3 separate regions of the Mus musculus genome follow, and all the other regions are linked to region 2. A link is a loop called in an ENCODE intact Hi-C map of the cell type or tissue named here. Cell type or tissue: heart. All regions are shown on one strand.

Region 1 (8,000 bases), 550 kb after region 2:
GAGCCAACCCCACACTCTGGGCCCGGTCAACACAACCCCAGTGCCCAGCCCTCTGAGGAAGCCAGGCAGTGATGTTAGCATCAGTATGCCTTTCATATACTGCACACTGAGTGTGTTGTACCCAAGGTCACAGACAGGTAGGTGGTATTATCCACACTCACAGAAAAGGAAACTGAAAAGCTGAGGGTGACCTTCCCAAGGTCACACGGCTGTTAAATGTCAGGTGAGGAACCTAGCCCTAAGGTTTATGTACTTTCTACTGTATTTTAAAAAGGGGGTGGGGGACTTCCAGAAAGATGAAGGAGAGGCATGACCTCGGACACAGGCATAGGGCACATCAGGCAGAACTGTCACAGGAACTGGCAGCTAGGTCTTCAGACATATCTTTGGCTTTTTGTTCCTTTAAACATTTAGTACCTGGTTCCCATCTACCCGGGGAAGCATGAGGCCTGTTCTGCAGGGCTGCACACACACACACACACACACACACACACACACACACACACACACACACACAGTAGGAGTCCCTCTTGCTTGCCAGCCCTCTCTCCATCATGCACACCAGAGCAAAGTTAGGATAGAGGCTGGGTTCCTTTGTAGACCCAGAGCCACATGCCATGGCTCAGGATACAACAAAACCATGGTGTGGTGTCTAATCCAGAGTCTGCCAACTCTCAATGACGTGGATTCATGGTGTTGACAATGTTGACTAGGGTGATGAAACAATCAACTTATTTGGCTTCCCTCAACCTCAGTTTTCTTGCTTGACCCTGTGAGTTACTTTACAGATCAAATACAAATGCTTGAAGGTCTTCCTATTAAGCTTGGCATATCATGAAAAGCTCAATGAATCTCCATAGTACGGCATAAAGGTAGCAGGGGTCAATATGCCCCTAAGCCTGGCAGTTCTGAGTGGAATCGCTTGTCTAGACATTTAGAAAGCCTCCTGCAGTATGAGGGCCTGAGGGTGGATATGGGAGAGCAGGTGATATTCAGGTAGAGGAACGTTGGAAGGTCAGAAGGTGTCCTGCACTAACTATTCCAGGGGTAAGAAAAGCAGCTCACAAGAAATAAACTGACAGCCAGGACAGATGCAAGAGCTAAAGGACCCGTCTCCTGGGACCCATTCTCACTGTGGCTTTACTCTGTGGCCCCCAGAACAGGAATGGCTCCTACAAGTGTGAACCTCAAGGCGCAGTGTGTCTACTCTGTGGCTGTCGCAGAAGGCTGATGCCCAGGTAAGGACCCAGAAGGATACACGAGGCCTCTGGGAGAGGAGGCTGTGTTTTCCAGCAGAGGGAGCAAGGAGCAGGAGGTGAGAGAGGCTAGGAGAAAGCCAGTGGCCGGCTGGTTCAGAGGCTGTGGGGAACTGGAGAGGACATGCTGCGCTGAAGTGGGTTCTACACTTCAGTCTTAAGAACCAACTCTTGTGGGGCCTGCTAGACTGGCTTGTGGTCACAGAACCCCGAGCACAGAGGACCCCAGCTTGTCTGGAGGCTGAACAGAGAAGCCAGGGTAAGGGGTGGGAAGGAGTCAGACCCAAAGTATTTATGCTACCTGGGAGGAAGATTCTTAGTGGGTTTGACTGGATTGTTGGGGCTGTAAGGTTTGGAACTGGGACTTCAGGAGAAAGACTAGCCCAGTGGTTCTCAACCTTCCTACTGCTGTGACCTTTTAATACAGTTCCTCATGTTGTGGTGACCCCCAATGATAACATTATTTCATTGCTACTTTATAACTGTAATTTTGCTATTGTTATGAATCATGATATAAAGATCTAATATGTGACCCCTGTGTCGCGACCCACAGGTTGAGAGCCAATGGGCTAGAGGAAGACTGCCCTCCTGCAGGCTTGGGCTGTCTCAAGGATTCTAAAGGCAAACTCACCTCCCATTTTCATCTACCAAAAAGAAGCTGCTGAAAGGAAGTTTTAACAGCTGTCTGCTTCCGGACAAGGTGGAGTCTTCAGGCCAATAAGCCTGTTCTGCAGGTAACTTGGCACCCCCAAACACATGCCCTTGCGGCTTTGCTGGCCACAGCAGGGCAACAAATTACATGTTATTAGAACAGTCTGGATGATGAAGTCACTGCAGCCCTCATCCCTTTTATTTTAAGCTCTCTCTTGTGGCTGGTTCCCCAAAAGGAACTACTGTCAGACATGACTACAGGGAGGGGTCCTTGTCATGGTCTCAGATTGCCATTTGTCACTGTCTTAGGTAGGCTTACTATTACTATGATGAGACACCATGTCTGAAAGCGCCTTGGGGAGGAAAGGGTTTATGAGACTTACGCTTGCACATTGAAATCCATCACTGAAGGAAGCAGGGCGGGAACCCGGAGGCAGGAGCTGAGGCTGAGGCCTTGGAGGGATGCTGCTCACTGGCTTCTTCCCCATGACTTTCTTAGCTTCCTTTCTTACAGAACCCAGGACCACCAGCCCATCGATGGCACCACCCACAATGGGCTGGGCTCTCCCCCACCCGATCACTAATTAAGATAATGACCTACAGGCTTGCCCACGGTCCCTTTTTACAGAGGCATTTTCTAGATTGAGGCTCCCTCCTCTCTAATGACTCTAGCTTGTATCAAGTTGACATAAAACTAACTGGTACAGCCACCTTTCCCTTCTAGGGGGAAAGTTCTTCCAGTTTGTATGTCAGGCTGCATTTTCAAATTGACATTGCATTTAAATTGACATTGCATTTCAGTGCATTTGCCATTAGAGAGTAATCCATCTCATGTGTGCTTCTCCACGTTTCCTACTGGGTGGTGGTTGGTATCACCTTTCTTGTATGTTGGGGAACTTTGTGACTGCGTTGATGAGCAGAAGTCACTGGAGAAATGGCACCCCGAGTTCTGAAGCTAGACCAGAAGAGAGACCCCTGCCTCCTCTCTCCTGAACCCCTCTCTCCTCCCCTCCTTTGTTTGCGGAATCAGATGCCATGCTGTGAGGGAGCCCAGGTGATTGAGGAGACCACAGTAGGTGCTCTGGCCAACAGCTTCTCTCTAGGTCTTCACTAATTACCAGCACCAGCTATCAGGACGTCAATGAAGACACTTTCTGGAGGTCCCCTCCCCAGCACTTAGCTGTGACTGCTCAAAAGAACTGTGTGGCTGCACTCTGCAGTCCTTAGACCTGTGTGAGGGGTAATGGTGATGCTTATTAGCTGACAGCCCTGGACAGCAATAGTTCACACTCCTTGCCTCTGTTATTGAAACCTGGAAGCTCACTCCTCCCAAGCTCTGAAAGTTCCTAATATCTAGGCATTCCCTGCCCCTCTCTCCTCTCTCCCTTTTCTCTCTCTCTCCCTCCCATCCTCTCCTTTCTTCCCTCCCTCCTTCCTTCCAAGACTGGCCTCAAACTCCCTCCCTATACTTCCAAGGGTGATCTTGAACATCTGATCTTCTGGCCTCCCAAATGCCAGGATTACCAGGCACGTGTCACCAGGCCTGGCTTGTCCAGTGCTGGGGAACAAACCAGGGTATGGTGCTTGCTTGTCGAAGACACTGCCAATTGAGCTGCTTCCCTGACCCTTGAGCAGATTTCAGATTAGAAATTCCAGTTGTCAAAAGCTTGAAGGCACGCTAACATTTCCAAGATGGGCAGTTATGACACAGTGGAAGGCTCCTGACTCCTCGGTGTCAGGCACACACTGTCCCAACTCTGCCACCTTCTGGTGCTGTGTCCTTGGATCAGTCACTTCATGCCTCTGGGCTTCAGGAGCTCAAGTTAGGAAACAAGCAGGCAACGCATGTCTCCTTTGCTGAACTGGTGTGACATTCCAGAATATTCATAACTAGTATTATTGTGAAGTAAGGGTTTGAGACAGCTTACAAAGATGACATGTAGAAACTGCCTTCTGTCAACAATAATAACATATTTGTCAAATATCCATTCATTTCAAGGCATTGCCAAAAGTCACTTGTACATATTGGTTTATTTAATGGTCATCACTATGGGGGCTGGCAGAGCTCAGGAGGTAAAGACACTTGCTGCCAAGCCTGGAGACCTGAGTTTGACTCTCAGGAGAGCGAGCTGCAAGTTGTCCTTTGCCTTTTTCACAAGCACTATGGAGTATACATCACACACACACACACACACACACAAATGCGTGTGTGCTCGCACATACAGAGATACTTTTTTATTTATTTAATCACTTGTGATCCACATTTTACAGAGAAGGAACCCTGTGATGTTAAATCACTTTGTCCAGATTACACAACTAGCAAATACAAAGATGGAATTTGAACCCAGGAAGTTTATTCTCTGTGTCACGTGACCCTGGGGAAACGTTTAACTCTTGAGTTATGGGTACTGACGGCACGAATGCTCAGTCAGCCTTTCCCTGAAGAGATTGAGTGTGTGAACCAACAAGAAACTGAATCAGTGTTTGCTCACACTGAAGCAGGTTGGTGAGAGAACAGGATGGAGGCCATGTTCGCTGGCCCAGGGGTAGTGGGCAGTGGACTGGAGAGAAGGCGACTTCTGAAGAAGATGATGTCTTACAGTATCAGGTGGTCTACGTCAGCCTGGGCAGAGGCAGCCATGGAGTGTTCATAGATGGCAAGGGACTTGACATTAACCCTTGTTCTTTTCCTGACCCTCAGTGAGTCATCTGCCTTCATCCCTAAAATGCTAATAAGATGTGCAACCTCCTATACAAACACACACACACACACACACTCACATGCACAGAACATTTGGGGAAATACAAATAAATGCTTTAGTTGAGTTTTCTAGTTGACAAAGGGTGTATTCTTTTAAGTTTCCTTTAAATAATGTTTTAGCTGTTTGAGAAAGACATTTATTTACAAAAACTAAATTGCTTATCTTTTAAAAAAATGTTTATTTATATGTTTGGTTGTTTGCATGTACGAGGGTGCATGCATTCATTGTGCATGTGTAGAGGTCAGAAGAAAACTTTATGTCCCCAAGGTCTCAGGACTGAGTCCGGTTGTCAGGCTTGGTGACACATACCTTGACTCTCTTAGTCATTACTCAGACCCTTCTTTCTCCTACACACACACACACACACACACACACACATTATATGTGAGTATACTATAGCTGTCTTCAGACACACCAGAAGATGGCATCAGATCGCATTACAGATGGTTGTAAGCCACCATGTGGGTATTGGGAATTGAATTCTCTGGAAGAATAGTCAGTGCTCTTAACCACTGAGCCATCTCTCCAGCCTTCCTAATATCTTTTATTCTTGAACAACATTTAGTTATTTTTCTTCATGATGTGGGGTTACCATCTACCTCTGCTTCATTCTCTATTCTACTGACTTGAAAAACGATGACAGATTTCAGAGCTCTGCCCTGTCAAGGTGTGGCCCTTGTCCCCATGTGGGACAGCTGCTGAGATTTTCAAATCCTCAATGTAGAGCTGCAGACATGAGCAGATTTATCTACCACTAAGGCGCTGGTTGTCACCTGTCTGGCACTCTCAGATTATTGGCTTCAAGGAGTTGAACACCACCTTGGTTTGTCTCCCCACTGTACTGTGAACATACAATGCAGATGCATTCGTTAGAAGTGTTTACAAAGGCATTCCTGAGTCTGAAATGGGGGACTTTGGTGTGGGTGAAATGCCCGATATTTCTGACATATGTAGGTGGCTCCCTCCGCTGGCTTCAGTGATTCCCGGATGAGGGGGACATGGCAGCGGTGAGTGACCCCTAAGATGTCTCTTCATTTGCTTATTTTTTTATGTATCTGTCTCTCTCCCTTCCTACTATTGGCATTTGTTGCCATTCCCAAAACCTTTGGTGGTGCAAAGCTGTAATCCAGCTCTTGATAAGTGGAGACCGGAGGCACTTGAATTCAAGGCCAGCCTGGGCTACAGGAGACCTGTCTCAAAACCACACAAGTGTTCTAGAGAGATGGCTCAGAGGCTAAGGGCACTTGTTATTCTTGCAGTTGCTGAAGTCAATCCCAGGACCCACATGGTGGTTCACAACCACCCATAACTTTAGTTCCAGGGGATTTGATGCCCTCTTCCGATTTCTGTAGGCACCGAGTATTCATGTGGTGCACACACATATGTGCAGGCAATATGTGTGTGTGTAATAAGATGAATGAATATAATAAAAAGTGTAAAACCCCAAAGCAAAAGCAAACACTCATCCCCATCGCTCAAATTCCAGTAAACTCGTCACCAGCTCAGGTCATTGTCAAACACTGCCACTTCTGTCCCTTCAGTCTCACAGCCTTTGTCCATAGTCTCCTCCGCATTCTGAAGCTATGTTGGCAGGCGTTCTCCAAGTGTTCCTGAGAGTCCAACAAATGGCCAGGCTCTCAGTGGCGACAGTTAGAACACAAGCTGAACCAAGCTCAGAGTCTGGCCATATGGCTGAGGAAGTGAGGCCAGTTAAAGACAAAGCCAGGGTGACAAGGCATAGACAGTTCAGTGTGAGCTATGCTACAAGATGCTAGTCGTCGTGAGGCCAGGCTCCCCTGAGATTAATGAAGAGTGGAAAGGCTGAGGAACAAGGCTGGAGGCCTAAGGCTGATGGAGAAAACTTGGGTCCCTTTAAAAAAAAAAAACTTGCAGATGTCTATGGGGCAGGGAGAAGAACACAAGGGGGAAAACGATTGGGCAGAAAGCCTGAGTGTGGAAGCAGCCTGCAGTGTCTGAGTCCAGGAGGGGGCGGACCCGTAAGAGCAAGCAGGTCCTGGGAAAGCAGCGGAGAGCCTCCTAAGGGTGGACAGAGCTGTCACTTGGGGGTGGTAACAACCACGGCAGGACCTCAGCATCCCTGAGGGGATGCCCTGGCTTTTGGCAAAGAAGGCTTATTCCGAGCTCTCCAGCAGATACCCTGGCTCCCCAGGGGTTCTGACCTAAGGGTCCTGGAAACCGTTGAAAAGAGCAATTAACAAAGTAAAGGGTAAACAGAAACCGGAAGCCTTTCACTCAATCACCTTGAAGTGGTTTCCAGCATATTAACTAGGAACATACACTCCCTTGCTGGAACACACCAGGCAACAAAAGGAAGTTTCCTTTGCAAATTTGCAAGGGTGGGGAAGCATTGCAGGCCCTGGAGATTGTTCTCCAGTGACTACATTCTCACCAAGCAAGCTGGCATGAACGCAAATGCGCTCCAGGAAACAGGGTTCTGAAGAGTGCAGGGAGTCCCCCTCCTCCACCCCACCCCCATCCTGGCCCCTGCCCTTAACCATGACTGTGTTGGAACGGGAATCTGTGCAGAGCCCACACCCAATCTTGCATTGCCCCAGCATGCCTGGTGTCCCTGAATCTGCAGACACACAAAGAAGCAACTGCACTGGCAGGGTTGGGTTCCAAGAATAATAATGACAGAGGCAGGGACAATGTGGAACTCTGGTCTTTGTCCCAGAGGCCCCAGGAATTGGAGCAGGGTGACCGTGTGACTTTGCACACTACTTAGACACTAGCATCTACATTTAATACAGCTACTTGGCCAGGGTCACACAGATGGTGGCAGCAAAGAATGGGTCCCTTGCAGTTTTTAGGCCTGTTCAAATGATATAGAGAGGAGCCTGGGGTAAGGGGTCAGAGGATGACAGTGGTGGTTGTCACTATTTGTCATACAGAGAGACCCCTGTGCTTGGAAACCACCCACAAGACTTGAGCACCTATCGTCAGCTGATACGTTGATCCTGTGAGTTGCTCCCCTAGCTGGGCCCCAACCTAGAAGGACCCTCAACTTAGGGACTCTGCTTTCAGCCTCCATCTCATTCACTCAGGCAGGCCTCTCCCGAGAGTGAAGTAACCGGGTATACAGGATAGTATTGAGAGGTGAGGTGGATGGCCTGGAATTCAGCCAGGCCTGGGGCAGGTGACCAGTATCTCAGAGGCAGAGTTGGAGCTGACCACGTGGATCTCAGCATCTGACCAGATCAGGATGGTGAGAGCAGTACATCACCTGCCTTACAACACCTCTGGACCACAGGGATCAGAAGACTCTAGCAAGTTGGTCTTTGAGCATCATCAGGATCAGGGAATCAACCTC
Region 2 (8,000 bases):
CAGGATGAAGTGCAGCCACCCACACTGGGCCTGAGCAGCAAGGATGTGGAGAAGTCCTTGGTGGGAGAAGAGGAGGAGGAGGAGGAGGAGGAGGAGGTGCTGGATCCCCTGGGTATCATGCGGTAGGTCTCCACTTCTTCCGATGTCATTTGTTCAAGGTCTGGGCCATGGGGCTTTAACCTGGTGTGCTCAAGAGAGTTGGCTCAGCTCCGCCGCCTCAGTATCACCCGCCTTTGTGGCTGGGCTCAGAATCCCCCGCCCTCCCCAGTGATATCCCCCATCTATGGCTAACTCCACAGAGTTAACCCCACGATAGCTCGGTAGCACAGACTGCTGGGCCCAGTCTGCTGCCATTGGGACCCGGCTTCTCCTTGCAGAGTGGCAAGTGACTTGTTTGCCCCCAGAGCATGCTTCACCATCTGTAAGGCAGGACTTCCTTCAGCTCCTGCGGGACAATTGGAGACCTCCATGAACATGGGTATAAGCACCCTTGGCTTTACTCCTCTAGGAGGCATCCCGCCAATTAGACGGACGCTCCTGAGCGCGGGTGGGCGGCATGGATCTCCCTGTGCTGGCCATGGGGACAGGGCACAGGCTGGAGGAGGAGATGCAGAGGCAGGCATCTCCTGCCATAGCCCCTCCAGTGGAAGCAATGAGCTGAGAACGCAATGGCTTCCCTAATGGAAATCGGCTACTCAGTCATCCCAGAATACTTTTGTTCCTTCTTGGCTCAAGCAACGAGCAACTGATATTTTCTGTGCTAGGCATGGTATTGTACTTCCCATGCTGAGCCTCATCTGTTCCTTGCCTGTAAGCATCAGTTGGAGGCGGGGAACGGTACTAGATTGGCACTGAGTTTGAGGGCTTTCTGCTGGGACCTGAGTTCTAGTTCCATCCTTTGGTCGCCAAGGCTCCTGGCTATCTGCATCTTCAGTTTTCTTCAGTAAATGAGCGGGCTCTTGGAAGTACCTGCTTCCTGGAGCAGTCCAGGGAGGATCATCTGATGTGCATAGATGTTAGCATTAGCTGTCGTCATAGACTCTACTTTCAGCAGAACCTGACCACCACGGGCCAGGGCACTGTCCTCAGCACCGTGACAAATGGGTCTTAGGAATTTACTGCTGTCCCCAGTATACAGACAGGAAAGGCCTGCCTGAAACTAGAGCCGCCGAAGAATCGGACAGAGGCGTGTTCAGTGTAATGACATACCAAATGAAGTCCCCCAAATCGGTGCCCGCTCAGCACGGGTCTTCCCCCAGTGTGATATGTGAGCCATGGGCTGCAGAATCTTGAGGTCACCACAGAGGCCTCACACTGGCCAAAGCTGCCCAGGCAGGCACAGCGGCTGCCGCAGGCCCACAGGAATCCGTGGCCTCCCGGTACTCTCCAGCCAGTGAGGGTCTGGTCCCCAAGGGTCAGGCAGTAAGGGTCCCAGGGTGACATGGGGAGACACCTATAATGCCCACCCCTTATCGGCCTCGCCCAGCCCTGGGGCCCTGCCATAAGGCCTTGTTTGCACTCATGCCATCTGTGGTTCTAAGTAACCATGAGTAGTGACAAACTGAAATGGACTTCTGAGGCTGCACCAGCCTTTGGCTGAACAACAGAGTTAGCCAAGTGGCTCCTTTTTTGGGTAGGAAACTGCTCCTGGCTGCCAAGTGCTGCCTTGAATTTCTTTCTCTAGTGGCAGAGTTGCGGGTGGGGACGGGGCGGAGGTCTTAGGTGCCTGACAGCCAGCCTGGGACCACCTGCAGCAAGCTCTGTGCTCTTGGGGGGCCCCTGGCTCCTGGATTCCGGGAACACAGCACCAAGCGGACTCCCCTTCCTGCCAGATTTTTTTTTTAAGGACCCATGTGACACCCAGTTGGTATTATCGGCTCTGTCAGGCATAATAAGTAATGTTTTTCGAGAGCTTTTTCAGTGCCAGGAACTGAGCTAACTGGTGTTTGCTTGGGAGCTCATGCTACCTCTGAGACTTGCACTTCTGAAATGGGCTGTGACCCGCAGTAAGTGCGGTATGCGTCAGGACATGTGTATGTGCTTCGTGTGGGACCAGGCGAGGTACGAGAGCACAGGGAAGCTCGCTGAGTGCACTCCGTGCTCATGGCTCCTCTCGGGCCTCATTTGTGAAAAGATTCATAATGTGCCAAATGGCTTTCTGGGCCCATTGCCGGAGCCGCTTGGGAAAGGGAGCCCTGGAGGCTGACACTGGGCATTGCTTTTGTTTTCTGTGGTAGGACACTGGAGCCTCTGAGAGTCAGATGGCTTGAGCTCGTTCATATAACCCCAAGTGGCAGCACCAGGGCTTGAGGCCACTGCAGGCATCTTTCAGCAATGTGGCAAGAGGTAGGGTGGGGCCCTTACACATAGGGCCATCAAAAGATTCGCCCAAGCGGGGACTCGGCCAAAGCCTGGTGGTGTGGTTTGCTTTCTACCACTGTGATAAAGGCCACGGGTGAAAGCAACTCAGGGAAGAAAGGCTGTCTTTACTTGGCTTACGCTTCAGGTTCATCCCTGAGGGATGAGAGACAAGAACTAAAGCACAGAGCAGGGAAGAACGCTACTCACTGAATTGCACCTCCTGGCTTGCTCGGTTTGCTTTCTTACACAACCCAGGCCCACCTACCCAAAGGTGGCACCGCCCCTGTGGCACCGCCACTGTGGGCTGCGATCTCCCTCCTCAGTCATTAATCAAGAAAATGCCCCACAGACTTCATGAAGGCAATCTGAAGGAGGCTTTTTCTCAGCTGAGGTTCCCTTCTCAGGATACTCTAGCTTGGGTCAAGTCAACATACATACATACATACATACATACATACATACATACATACATACATGAATAAACAAACAAACAAACAAACAAATCCATCTGGTATGTGACAGAGCAGGTCAGGTTTCCCACTCAGACACAAGGGCTGCCCACCTCACCCTTTGGGGCATTCTTCTTATCCTCGAGAGCTTTGTAGTCTGTATTTCCTCAGCAACTCTATACACACATCTCATATTCCCTGCTGTGGCCACAAGGGGGCGCTCGGGCTCCATTTCAGGAGTGTCTGCAAGGGTGGGAGCAGTTGGCACAAAGCGGAGTCTGCCGGGCCTGGCTTTCCTTTGTCTCTTCAACCTGCCTCTGACTAGGGAAAAGTCCGCTGTGTTATACCGTTATGGGGCACAGAAAAGCCCCCACTCTAGCCCATTGAAACAGCATTGCTTCTTATTTTCTGGGTTTTTGGGTTTTTTTGGGTTTTTTTGCTGACCCTGTCCCAGAGCCATCTGGACTCTAGACATAGCGTTCACTTCACCATTCCAATTAATGTTCTGTCTCAGGCGCCTTTCTCTGTCATACATACTTACCGTATTTAACTCGATTTTAGTGTCTGTGTGGCTCTGAGAAAATCGTGCCTTGCACTAGAAACATTTTCAACACAACTCAAAACTACCCAGGTCCTAGGGACTGATTGGCGAGAGTCCCTTCCCTCCCAGGAGCAGGGATATTTCCTGCAGCCTTCGCTTCTCTACTTCTCCCTGAACAAAGGGATTGTTTCGTGTCTGTGCCTCCACAGTTTGGAATGGTCTCTCTCCAGACTCTGAGCCAGTCCCTCAGCCCAGTCACTGCAAACTGCACTGTGAGCCCCGGCTTGTGGTACCTTTCATGGGCTTTTGTTGTGGTGGGCTATAATGTGAGGAACTTCACGGGTCCGGAGTCATCATTCCATAGAACTTTTCATCTAAATAATAGCCTCAGAACAAGGCCCCTGAAGGTTCTGCAGGGGACAGTATGATAAAAGCTCTTTGGGGCTACACATTTACCCTGTTGAAGGTCCCTCTTCTCTTCCACCCCTCCTGCTACTTCTCCAGCCTGCTTGCTGGTGACAGAGAACACAGCTGGCTCTTTTCCCTGCCTGTGAGACTGGTTTCTCAGGCTCTCAAAGAGAGGGGAGAGCCTGGCACCCAAGTGGAGAAGGCCTTTCCTTGGATACTGTTTTATCATTAGTTTTATATAAATTTAGTTTCATTTTTTCCATGAAGCAGCCACTTCTGTTGAACCTAAAAATGGCTTTTTGTATTTAGATGAAATTTCTGCTCTGGGATGACCCTCCAGTTTTTGCCCGTAGACACCCACCCACCCACCACCCGCTAGTCCTCCTGGATTTGCAAACCCAGCATCTAGAATCTCTGGGGCCTTGCCCCCTCCTGCCTCCAAGCAACTGTGGAATGCCTTCCTTGGGTGCCTCTTGCTAAGTAAATAACAATATTCTCAACTCCTGTCCTGGATTCTGAGCCAGGAGAGGAAGCCTTTGCTGGATACTCCGTTGCAGCAGAGAGCAGTTAGGGGCTGTGTTTCAGCCTGGAACCAGGTGGGGATACAGATTCCCAGGCCCCCTCGGCCCTGCGTGGAACCATGGCCTCTCAGTGAGTCTGTGTGTGCGAGTCATGCTGATACTCCAGGCACTAAAGTATGCAGAAGTCTGAGAGATGCCCTACACAGTGCACAGGTGAACAGGGATCCCCAGTCCTCCTAGTCTCCCCACCCCTGCTCCCCTTGACACTCTCTCTCTCTCTCTCTCTCTCTCTCTCTGCTGTCTGTCTTTACTGCAGTGGTTCTCTGAGGACCGGATACCATAGTGGAGCTCCCTAGGAGAGTCACCATGGTCCCACGTCATGGCTAGCCCCAAAGTAGGAAGGGAGACTGAGTCAAAACATTCAGCCACACTTACCAAGGGGTACAGTTATCTCTGCTGTGTTTCCCATCCAGGTACCTTTGCTCCTGGCCCAGCCTCAGTGAAGGGACTCTGGGGACTATGGTTAGCACGGTGGTTTCTGTCCTTTTTATTTGATTAGCAAAGGCTTCAAGAGGTTCACGAGGAAAGCCTCACACAGACCCCTAATGCAACGACCATACCCAAGTAGAATTGTCTTCATTTGAACAGGCATGGAAACTAGATCTTTGTCCTCTAAAGTGGCCCTAGATAACTTTAGAAGAGTCTGGGGCCTCTTGTAGCATCGCTCGAAAGCCATCGGGGAGGCTGGAACTCCAGGATGTATGGTCACCCCCAAAGGGATTCAAGGGTTCAGCATTCCCATCCCAGCTCTGAAGTGGGCCGAGGGCAGTTTGCTGACTCCAAGCTGTGGCGTCTTCAGGTATGGAACAGTTAGGGTTTCCGAAGCAAAGGGACCTCCAGTGGGGTGGAGGAGTGGGGGCTGTCTAGCGTTTCAGAACTTTTACACTTCCCACCAAAGCCCCCAAGGGTCTAGGCCCAAGAGTCCAAAAGGAAGAATGCAGAGTTCTTGGTAAAATGTTGTAACTAGTTTGTACTCATCCTGAGGCCTTCATGCGTCTTTCACTTCAGATGAACTATAGAGGGCGTTAGCTCCTATTGTTGAGCAAATCCCAGCGCCAGATCCTAGCTTCTGGGAGTCCCTGGATGGCACCTCCTGCCAAGGACAGCGGGGAGGCTGGCTTCCCTCCCACAGCGCTGCCCCTAGAGGAGGCGGTTTGCTAGGCTGAGGCCTTAATGGATACTTACCTGACTCCTCAGTCATGGGAGGTCATGTCTACCACCCTCCTGCTTGAGGCTGTCCCCAACATCAAGTGTGGCACTCCGTGTTCAGTAGGTCAGACTTGGCATTCTGGGTAACAGTTGGGGAACATTAGTAAGACAGCAGGCGCATGCAGAGAGTAGGTACTTCAGTGACCAGGTGGGTGGCTCAGACTCTTCATGCCCAGCTGAGACCACTACCTACGTCAAGTCTGGACTTCTTCAGTGTTTTGTTTCTTGGCTTGCTTCTCAAGATAGGGTTTCACTGTGTAAACTTGACTGTCCTAGAACTCACTCTGTAGACCAGGCTAGCCTCGAACTCAGAGATCTTCCTGTCTCTGCTTCCCGAGCGCTGGGACTAATGATAGCATGTACAGCCACCACCCCCGACTTTCTGTTTTTATCCGCTTGCTCTCTGTTTGGATGCCGTGGGTGATGATGGGCAGCTCTTCCACAGTGGCAGCAATTAGAATACTGTGGGATCTTGATGGGGACCATAGAAAAGACAATGCAAATAAGAGTGTACAAAGACTGCTCGCTCGGTCTGCGGTGGCCAGGGTGAAACCGGCCACCAGCAACCTTCATTGCCAGAGACTCCAGAGCAGACAGGCAGGGAGTGAGAAGCCTCAGAGTGGACAAAAGGGAAGGCAAGGTTGCACTGTCACTGGGGGATGTCAGCGTGGGCACCAAGAAGCAGGACTTCTGGGTCCTAGGGAATTGTTAAGGAGGTGTTGGCCTGCTTTCTCTGACTGATCCCACTAAATTGGAAGTGAAGATGACAGTTAAGCATCCCAGCAGGTATTCATCACGCTTGGCCTTTGGGGACTAACAGCTGCATAGGTAGTTTGCTGCAGGCTCTGGTCAGAGTGTCCATATAACCTGGCCCTTGTCCCCTTGTGCATGTTGTATCTCTCGGAATAATTGCAGCCTGAGCAAGGCTGGATATTCACCTCAGGCCAAAGGGTTGCCCCTTTGCAAGTGAGACCACTTGCTCTCCTGGTGGTATGTCGTAGGTAGAAGACAGAGAAAATGAAATGGTGTGACCCCAAATCTAAGAAGAGGGAGTCACTACTGAGGTCCTGGTCGCTGTAGTAGGCCTTGGCTCTGGAAAGCTTGGACAGGCTTAGGCTGTGGCCGTTGGGATTCACAGCACTGAGGCCTGTCCAGGGTGGTTCCTCACACCGGGCCTGTTTTCCTGTTAGGCCCATTATCATAAGCCGGACATCATGAGACGACCTCAAGCCTCTGGTCTTGCCCACTGCCCTCTGTGTACAGGCTGCAGAGAGCTTTCGTAGCTCCTCCCCCTGAGTCCCACTTACCAAATTAAGAGAAAGGACTCCGAGGCAATGTGGTGACCCAGGTGTGCCAAGCTGTGTTCTTGCCCGTGCTTCCACAGGGCATGGCTACTATACTCCAGCTCTTCTACCCAGTCTCTCCCTGAAGTTCCAGACTATTCCATGAGGCAGCCTGACCCTGTCCTGACAGTTGCTGCCCTAGGTAAAGCTGTGCAGGGATAAGGTTCAGAAAGGATGGAGGAGATTGCCTAAACAAACCCAGAGTCCACATATAAAAAGCCAGGAGTGCTGGCATACACTTACACACTGGGACTGGAGCACTGGAGACAAGTGACCCCTGGACTGCACTGGCCAGGTGTCTTAGAGACCCTGATTCAAAAACCCAAGGTGGCACAGTCCCAGGGGAATGACAGCTGAGGTTGTCTTTGGGCTTGCACACACACATGCGCAGGCATGCTCACACAAAAAAAGATTGCTTTGTGGCACCCTAAGAATTTTCTACAATTGAAATAAACAGGTTAAGATGTGGGAAACGCTTCATTTTTAAAAGCAAGAAAGTTGTCTTGTCGGGGAAGAGGTCTGTTGCCATATTTGGTGCAGCATGGCCCTGGCATTGAAGGTGGTCTGTGTGTGCTGTGGACGCCCAGCCTTCTGTCCAGGCCCAGGCGGGCTGCCCGTGTCTGTAGACCCTCTCTGTTACTCCCTTGCTCTCAGGTCCAGGGCAGCTGGTGCCCGTCACTGGTTGCTACAGGAGGTGGATGAGTCTGGAATGACTCCACGAGGCCCCTGGGTGGCCAGAGGGAGGCTGCTCTCAGGTGTCAATCACTGTCACCAGAAGTGCCTGAGCCACAGGGAGTGAGACACTTCTTGGCCAGGCAGAGCTTTGGAACTGTCAGCAGCAGCTGCCACATCTCCCCGAGTTTGCTACGCCCGGCTCTGAACGTGGCCCGGCTGTGCATCTGGCTCCTGTCAGACACACAGTAGGAGAACTGGAGTCTGTACACCAGCATGAACATGCTTACACATGCCTGCGGCCACACAGGGACCACTACCTATCTCACACAGCCTGTGCTGGGCAAGATGCCTCTTTAGGTAGCCCTCAGGATCTGCACAGGTTTGCCAGGAAGTCAGGGGCTGCAGACCCTGCTCTGTCCCTGGTGTCAGGACA
Region 3 (8,000 bases), 59 kb after region 2:
GTTTCTCTGTGTAGCCCTGGCTGTCCTGGAACTCACTCTGTAGACCAGGCTGGCCTCGAACTCAGCCTCCCGAGTGTTGGGATTAAAGGCGTGCGCATGCACCGACACTGGCCAGCAAAACAGTGCTGTGTGTAGATCCCCACAGCATCAGGGTCAGAGGCTGCGAATGAGGAGAGCAGAGCAGAGCGGAGGAGTCACACGCTTCCTGGACTCCGGGATGGCGTTTTTTTTTTTTTTTTTAAAGTTTTTTATTTTATGTATGTGAGTACACTGTAGCTGTCTTCAGAAGACAGCAGAAGAGGGCATCAGATCCCATTACAGATGGTTGTGAGCCACCATGTGGTTGCTGGGAATTGAACTCAGGACCTCTGGAAGAGCAGTCAGTACTCTTAACTGCTGAGCCATCTCTTCAGTCCAATTTATTTATTTTTATCTTATGTGAGTTGGTATTTTGCTGGTGTATGTCTATGTGAGGGTGTCAGGTTCCCTGGAACTGGAGTTGCATACAGTTGTGAGCTGCCATGTGGGTGTTGGTAATTGAACTCAGGTCCTCTGGAAGAGCGACCAGTGCTCCCAACTGCTGAGCCATCTCTTCAGCCCCAGATATTGCCTATGTAATTAAGACCTTTTGAATTCATCAAAGCAGACCCTTCTGCATGAATCTGGCTCCAACATGGAAGAAACCTTGCAAGAGAAGCGGACCCTTCCTAAATTCCATAAAGGCATGATAGAGTAGAGATTATCTTGGAGAGGAGCTACAGACAAAATCTGGGACCCCAAGGCAGCTTCCATCTGCTTTCCCCCCAAACTACCCCCCTCCCATCACTGCAGAAGAAATCATGACTGTAGACAGGTTCTTTCCCACACGAGCCTCCAGACCAGGTCAGAGATCAGCAAATAGCTTCAGTTCCATGTGACACTCCGCAAAAGGCTCCAGATAAGCTATGTCCACACTCGTGGCCTTGAGGAACTGTGAGAAAGCAAAGAGGTGTTGTCCTGAGCTGCTAAATTTGCAGTAATTTGTCACATCATATGACAAGGAGGAAGAAGGCTTTCCAAGGTCACGATGGAGCCTGAGAGCTTGAAACAGTTTATCTTCTCCAGGCCTTCAGCCTTGGCCCAAAACTCTCCTCAAACCAGAGTCAGCAACCGGAACAGTGTGCAGACTCCGGTGTCTGGTGCCTGCCCTGAGGCTGGTTGAGAACCTGAAGCTAGAAAGGGTGTGGACAGAAGTGCACACCAGGTTTCTGGTGGCATCTAAACAGGCCACTTAGCTATGGCCTCAGTAGAGTATCCATGTCCTTGGGGTGGCCTAGCAATGATAGAAGTCCCTTTCACAACACCTGCACGGCTGAATTTACATGTCAATTTTTTGTTTGTTCATTTGTTGTAAAAGTAGTGGCTTTTCTATGCCTGCCTTTGCTCTAAAATAATGACATAGGAACCTTTATATGTATTATAAACTTCTGGCACTTAGAATCTGGACAGATTCTAAGCTATTCTAACCTGACAGTGGGCCTAGCCTACTTCCCAGTCATGTTGACACCTTCTTCATTAAGCGACTCCACCCCATAGTTCCTGGCAGCAGCCAGGTGGGCTTGACCCAGTATAAAAGGGGCTGCTTGGCCCCTCTTCTCTCTCTTACTCCTGCTTCTCTCCCTTGCATCTTGCCCCCTTGCTCCCTTTCCCCATTCCCTTCTCCCCTCTCTCTCCACGTGGTCATGGTCAGCCTCTACTTCTCTCCTCTCTCCTCTCTGCCTTTCTCTGCCTCTGCTACTCTCTTAACCCACCCCCCTCCCATGCACTAAATAAACTCTATTCTATACTATATCGGTGTGTGTCTGGTCCCTCAGGGGAAGGAATGCCTTAGCATGGGCCCACTGAGGCACCTCCCCCGACACCCTGCCAGAACATATTCTTATAGCTCTTTCTCTTTTTATGATCACAACAATCTTAGAAGGTTTGGTTGTTGTTTTTGTTTGGTTGATTGGTTAGTTGGTTTGGTTTTTGTTTGTTTGTTTGTTTGTTTGTTTAAAATAGAATTCCATTGTTTCAATGTGTGTTTCTCCAGTAATCAGTTAGTGAGCTTGTTAGTCCCTTGGATTTCTCTCTGATTTTTTTCTTAGTCATTCTTTGGGTGTGTAGTACACATGTGATGGGCCAGAGGAAGACATACTGTGTTCTACTCTATCGCATCCACTGAATTTCCTTGAGACAGAGTCTCTCACTAAGGCTGGAGCTAGGTTCGTGGTCAGCAAGCCCCTGAAATTCTGGTGTTTCCCAGCCTCACCCTGGGGCTACAGAAGCACACAGCATCATACCATTCACTTTCTGTAGACTCTGGGAATTTTAACTCAGTTCCTCATACTTACTCAGAAAATCAGTTTACCCACTGAACTGTCTCCCCACCCCTCCTTTCATCTCTTTAAGATGTGTCTTTTCTTCTCCCTCCTCCCCCACGACAAGCCTCTAATGTATCTGAAAGCTGGGGCAGCCCCTCAGTCACCTTGCCTAATGCCCACATCTGTGCTTAGCTATGACCATTGGCCTCTGTGCTTCCTACCCTAAGCTGGGTCCCCTTGGTACTGTGTCCTCCAGGAGGAGCCCAATTCTGGGGTAGACGGTGATAAGTGAGTTCAGAGTGCCTCAGTCCTGGTCACACCCTGTACGTTAGGAGAGAAGTGGGTGGGCTGCTTCCTCCAGTGGCCTGAAGATTGGGAAGCGAGGACTAAGTATAGAGTCGTCGTGGCTTCAAAGCCTGAGCTGGTCACTGTCTGTGCCTTGCCGGCACAGATTGATCATCCTCATAAGAGCTTTGTCTTTTAAAATTATTATTGCCATTGGAAAGAAGAAGACAATTGAATGAATGAGTTTTAGAGATTTGTGTGTGTGTGTGTGTGTGTGTGTGTGTGTGTGTGTGTGTGTGCGTGCGCGCGTGCGTGCGTGCGTGCATGCAAGCTCATGCTTTTGCACTCGTGAGCGAGCATTATGAACCTGTGGAGGCCAGAGGTTGACACTGGATGCTTCCTTTAGTGTTCTCTACATAGTAATTTGAAACAAAGTCCATTTTGGCTGGACCGGCTAGGCAGGGAGCCTCCAGGGTCCTCCTGTTTTCCCACCCAGTCCCAGCGTTGGACTACTGAGGCATGGCACCACACCCAGTTTTTACAGGGGTGCTGGGGATCCAATCTCAGGCCCTCATGCTTGCTCAGCAAATTCTTTACATCCTAAGCCTTCTCCCCAGTCCCTGAGTCTTGGAGTCTTAACATGGTTAAGAACCAGCCTTCTGCCTCTTGAGCCAGGCCTTGATTTTCCATTTGGGGAGGGGTGTATCCCCAGAATGGTGAATGTTGAGTCTTCCCCCTGGGCCCAGGCAGCCTAGAGGACTCACTCTGTCTGATGGAGAACTAGGGAGAAAATACAAATGGCCCCATTGAGCTTGCTGTGCCATGGGGGCTTCCAGAGGGAACAATAGCCTCTATGTCTGCATCTTCTGAGGGCCGGAAGCCCCCAGTGCTTGGCCTCTGGATGAGTCATGCAGGCTCTCTCCTGGCTCGACTCTGTTATGCCTGAGGATCTTTCTTTTAGTCCAGCCTGAAACAGAATGACCTCATCCTCAGAGGCTGGGGAAGACCTGCCTCTTCAGCCACAGGGAAACTCTCCTCCCACAATCAGCTCCGAGGTTGATCCTGGCCTTGAGAGAGATCTCTGGAGCTGCCCAGTGTCCGGTGTCCACCCACCACCTCCAGGAACCTCACTGGGCTGCTTGTGTACCAGGAGGGAAAGACCCTTGGGCTTGCGAACGCAGGGGAAAGTCCCCTTTGTTCTGACACAGCCTATATCTGGTGGCCTCCAGGCTTCAGCTGTGTCCTGTGGAATTTCCTGGACTCAAGTGAAGCTGCCATCAACACCCCAACCCCCACCCCATCCCAGGGCAATTAGGAATGTCCCTATGAGTGGCAGGAGACCAAGAGTTGGGGTGGCCTCCAGCATGGCTTTGTCTGGACATCGTGTGAGGGAAGAGGGCCCAATTGTCCATATGACTGGAGCACTAAACGTGAATTCTTCAAGTTGGACATTGCTATTGTCTCTGAGTGTTCGCCCCACTGGTCAGCGTTGAGCAGGGCCCACCTGTGGCCATGAGAACTTACTTCCCCGCCCCCAAGCCTCAATTTTCACTCCTGTGGAATGATGAGAACCCCATTGCTCAGAGGACGGTGAGAAGCCTAGACAAGATTGTATAGGCTGGGAATGTGGCTTATAGCCTGCCCTCAGTAAACCACAGCCACCTCTCCATTTCACTCCCCGCAGCTGTGCTGAGGCTCTTAGAACTCCTTCACTTCCTGGAGATGTTTTTCCTCAGGACACAGGTAGTGAGTGGGGATACTGCCCTAGTTGTCTGAGTGTCAAGGATTGTGCCCTAGCTGCCTTGGCTAGGGTCCACACATTATAATTCATAGGAAGTGTGTGTGTGTGTGTGTGTGTGTGTGTGTGTGTGTGTGTATTTATTAGTAACCATGGTGAGTGATCCTAACCATGAGATCTCAGCCCAGAGAGCTTTGGCTGTAGGTGTGGAAAGTCTAGACCTTGGATCCCAAGCAATGGGTTATGGGGCTTTGCCTTGTAGCCCACAGAAGTGAGGTTCTTCTATATAGTTGAATCATGTCTTACCTCTCAGAGTGGGTAGGGCATCAAGTAATAGTCAAGGGAAGCCATTAGGTCATGAATGTGCTATGTCAGAAACATAGATGGATTTGTTTGTGTCTTTCCACCATGTCAGAATTTATTGAAGAATAACAAATGCATAAGCTATGTTTGTTTCATTGATTACAATTTACTGAGTAGTCTTGGTTTTACTTAATAGTACGCGTGTTGGCAATCCAAAATTCTTTTATTCTAGTCTTAATCAGTTTGAACTCTCAGACCACACGAAGGGTGTGCATGTGTGAGTGTGTGTGTGTGTGTGTGTGTGTGTGTGTGTGTGTGTGTGTGGAGTGTGTGTGTTATGATGTGTTACAAAAGGGTTTAAGAGGCCACAGGGTTCAAAGAGGCTGAGGTAGAGAGCTGATGTAGATGCAAAGGGAGTCACTGCACGAGGTTGGATATGAGTGAACCCAGGTGGAGGCTCACAGAACTGAACCTGAGCCACAGAGCCACACAGATGATCTGCAACCCTCAAGGCAAGGCGCACATAGATGAACAGACAGAAAACCGGAGACTGTGTAAGCTAAGCCCTGGAGAGAGCTGAGAGTTTTGGGTCCATCAGTCCCCTGACACATGCACACATGGGAGAATGACAGGTTGGTGGCACCACTGCCATCCCATTCCTCTTATTTCCAGGTTGTTGCATCTTTCAATGACCTTCTGTGTTTAAGAAATCCACAGGCCTGGTTTTGAGCTATTTTTAATGGTTTTAACATACCCATGTGCTCATATGTTCCCCACCTACTTTGGTAAGACCCAAGGTGGTTTTCCTTTACCTGTATGGTTAAGTTATCAGTCTTTGTTTCGTGGTTTATTTTGTACATGTAATGTTGTCTGTGTGCATAAAGACACAGAATCATTCTGCCTTTGTTTTGTTCTCTGAGTGGAGCCAATGCAGCCTTGTAAGCTGGAGTCACCCAGGGCGCACAGCATGATGATCTCTGTTTCACACAATTTGGAGCTCGGCCCAGCTTGATTCCCACACATTCCCACCTCTGCACCAAGCCACCCTCCAGAGCCCCAATTCTGGAGCTCTGTAAGAGGAACTTCGTCCTGCCTACACTCTAGCCTACAACCAGGGCACAGAAGGTTCCCTGAGGGACAATGACACAGTTCTGAGTGTTCTACACTGGGCTTTCCAGCCTGCTGGGTCATCATGAGACACCAGGTACATTTCTATGCTCTTGGCTTTTGCAAAGCCATGATTGCTCCTGGCTATAGCACAGCACAGCACAGCTGGGAAGGAAGTTAGAGTCACAATGGAGAAATTTGAGAGAAGGGGCCATCCTGGGACAAATCTAGACAGGTCTTTGCCTGCTTTTGCTAATATACCAGTGTCTCTGTTACCAAGCTACATGACACACTCAACTTGGCTCAGTGTTGGGAGTGGAGTTTTACTTGGACAAAACTTCTCACACCAGACCTTCAGTCTACTGGGAGGAGTTGTTCCTCTAGGATCTTGATCTAGTTAAAGTTTATGGCCAAGGGTTGTAGGAGAACAGAGACTCCAGGTTGTGACATCAAGATCAACAGGCAAAAAGCCAGTTTGCAGAAGACTAGAAATCCTTGCTCACACAGGCTTCATCTGAGGAACAGAACATTTGTGAGGAAAGCCAAAGAAATACAAATGAGTGAACTGGGTGGTATGTAAGAATCCCACAAAGGGTTCTGGGCCACAAGGGCTCTTGCCTTAGTTCATTAGCCCAATCCCCTCATGCCTTCCCCCTTCTTAATAAGCTGTCTTTATTCCTCTTTCTAATCATGTGTCTAATCTGGTGCTTTGACCTGGGGTACAAAAGCTTAGAATGGGTACCCTCTGCACTTAAATTCCCTGCATGGCATCCCAAACACGTTTCCTCCCTCACTCTAGGCTTGCCTGCTGTTATTCTGGCCTCTGTGCCTAACTTAGAAGGCATGCCTTCTCCCTCTCCTCGTTTCCTCAAAAACAAACAAACAAAGCAAAAAATAAATAAATAAAAACAAACCTACTGCACATGTCTGGAGAAAATCTTAAGTAATTGACTTGAAACCTAGCCAAACCCCTAGGATCCTGTTCTGCCATTAGCTGACCAGCTTCTTATGGGCTGGGCCTAGAGACTTTGGTCTCTCTCTCTCTCTCTCTCTCTCTCTCTCTCTCCCTCCCTCCCTTAAAAGATTTATTTATTTTATGTATATGAGTGCACTGTAGCTGTACAGTTGGTTGTGAGCCATCACGTGGTTGCTGGGAATTGAACTCAGGACCCCTGCTCATTCTAGCCCCCTTGCTCCAGGCCCATTCACTCCGGCCCTGGCTTTGGTCTCTCTGTGAGGCTGGGTTTGGAGGTGGAACTGAACCACTTTAGGCAATGATGAAGGTTTTCTTTTTCTATCCTCTTCTTACTCAACTGTCAGGGCCTTCCCATGCTGACTCAACAATACACAAACATCACTTTACACCATTCGCAGTTCTTGACCTCCTTGGAGGCTCATGTATTGGGCCTGCCCTGAACTGCCCCAGTCCTCAGTCCAGGCTCAATGGAAAGCCCTGTTCTTTCTGTATACCCAATGCTAGAAGCTCTTTCTCTGAGAAATTTGGCACAAAACACTAAATAAATACTGTTTCAGCTGGGCAATGGTGGCGCATGCCTTTGATCCCAGCACTTGGGAGGCAGAAGCAGGCAGATTTCTGAGTTTGAGGCCAGCCTGGTCTACAAAGTGAGTTCTAGGACAGCCAGGGCTACACAGAGAAACCCTGTCTCAAAAACAAAAACAAAAAACAAAAAAACAAAAGCAAAAATAGAAAAACAAACAAAGAACCACACTGCTTCTATCACTTGAAACGGTGTTGGCCCACTACAGGCTACAGTAATGCTTGCTGAATGTAGGGTTTGGGGCCATTCCCTCAGCCAGTTGTACACATTACATGGTTCATGGTTCTCTTCCCATTTTGAGGATGGATGTGAAAGAAATATGTGTTCCATAAGGCTGAAGAGATGGTTTTGTGGTTAAAAACACATGCTTTTCTTCCAGAAGACTTGAATTTGATTTCCAGGTCCCACATGGTGGTTCACAACTATCTATAACTCTAATTTCACAGGGGACCTGATATACTTTTCGTAAAGGAATTTTAATCCAGCAACATGACTGCTCTGGCAAGGGATCATATCCAAAAACCTTCTAGGTCTATGTGATCCAGCTGGAATGCAGACATATTTCTGGATTACAGTGGGATCTGGCTAGAATACAGAGACAACCATAGTATACATTTTAATACTTAACAATGAATGTGAGGTTATTCTGTAGAAGGAAGCAGGTGT

What was found. Peaks named below come from ENCODE experiments on the same cell type or tissue, not always from the same donor. Only the 100,000 strongest peaks of a DNase experiment are listed, where the experiment ranks them.
Region 1: it touches region 2 in a loop (2.3-fold over the local background); 3 of 42 quality-filtered maps call a loop at or near these places.
Region 3: a loop joins it to region 2, with 4 times the contacts of the local background. A loop is called at or near these places in 7 of 42 quality-filtered maps.

The regions. Positions count from the first base shown.
Region 1 is chr12:8,878,276-8,886,275 of GRCm38, forward strand. The region is part of intron 1 of 9930038B18Rik (a long non-coding RNA gene); the gene reads right to left. Gm33483 (a long non-coding RNA gene) reads left to right here and starts at 1,155. Exons shown (of 3, transcript XR_381241.4): 1 at 1,155-1,238; 2 at 1,810-1,990. In heart, CTCF peaks have their summits at 1,273 (motif pointing right), 3,680 (motif pointing left) and 6,654 (motif pointing right); DNase peaks (open chromatin) are centred at 6,686, 7,186 and 7,733; H3K4me3 peaks cover 702 bases; H3K27ac peaks cover 1,471 bases; H3K27me3 peaks cover 328 bases.
Region 2 is chr12:8,323,980-8,331,979 of GRCm38, forward strand. It overlaps Hs1bp3 (HCLS1 binding protein 3), which reads left to right. Exons shown (of 7, transcript NM_021429.3): 4 at 1-122. Among named protein-coding and RNA genes, the nearest start is that of Hs1bp3, 15 kb to the left of the region's middle. In heart, CTCF peaks have their summits at 2,216, 3,024 (motif pointing right) and 5,480; DNase peaks (open chromatin) are centred at 1,432, 2,092, 3,032, 7,712 and 5 weaker places; H3K27ac peaks cover 2,852 bases.
Region 3 is chr12:8,383,041-8,391,040 of GRCm38, forward strand. No RefSeq gene overlaps it. Among named protein-coding and RNA genes, the nearest start is that of Gm33134, 23 kb to the left of the region's middle. In heart, no CTCF peak of the experiment used is centred here; DNase peaks (open chromatin) are centred at 3,781 and 4,441; H3K4me3 peaks cover 328 bases; H3K27ac peaks cover 3,062 bases.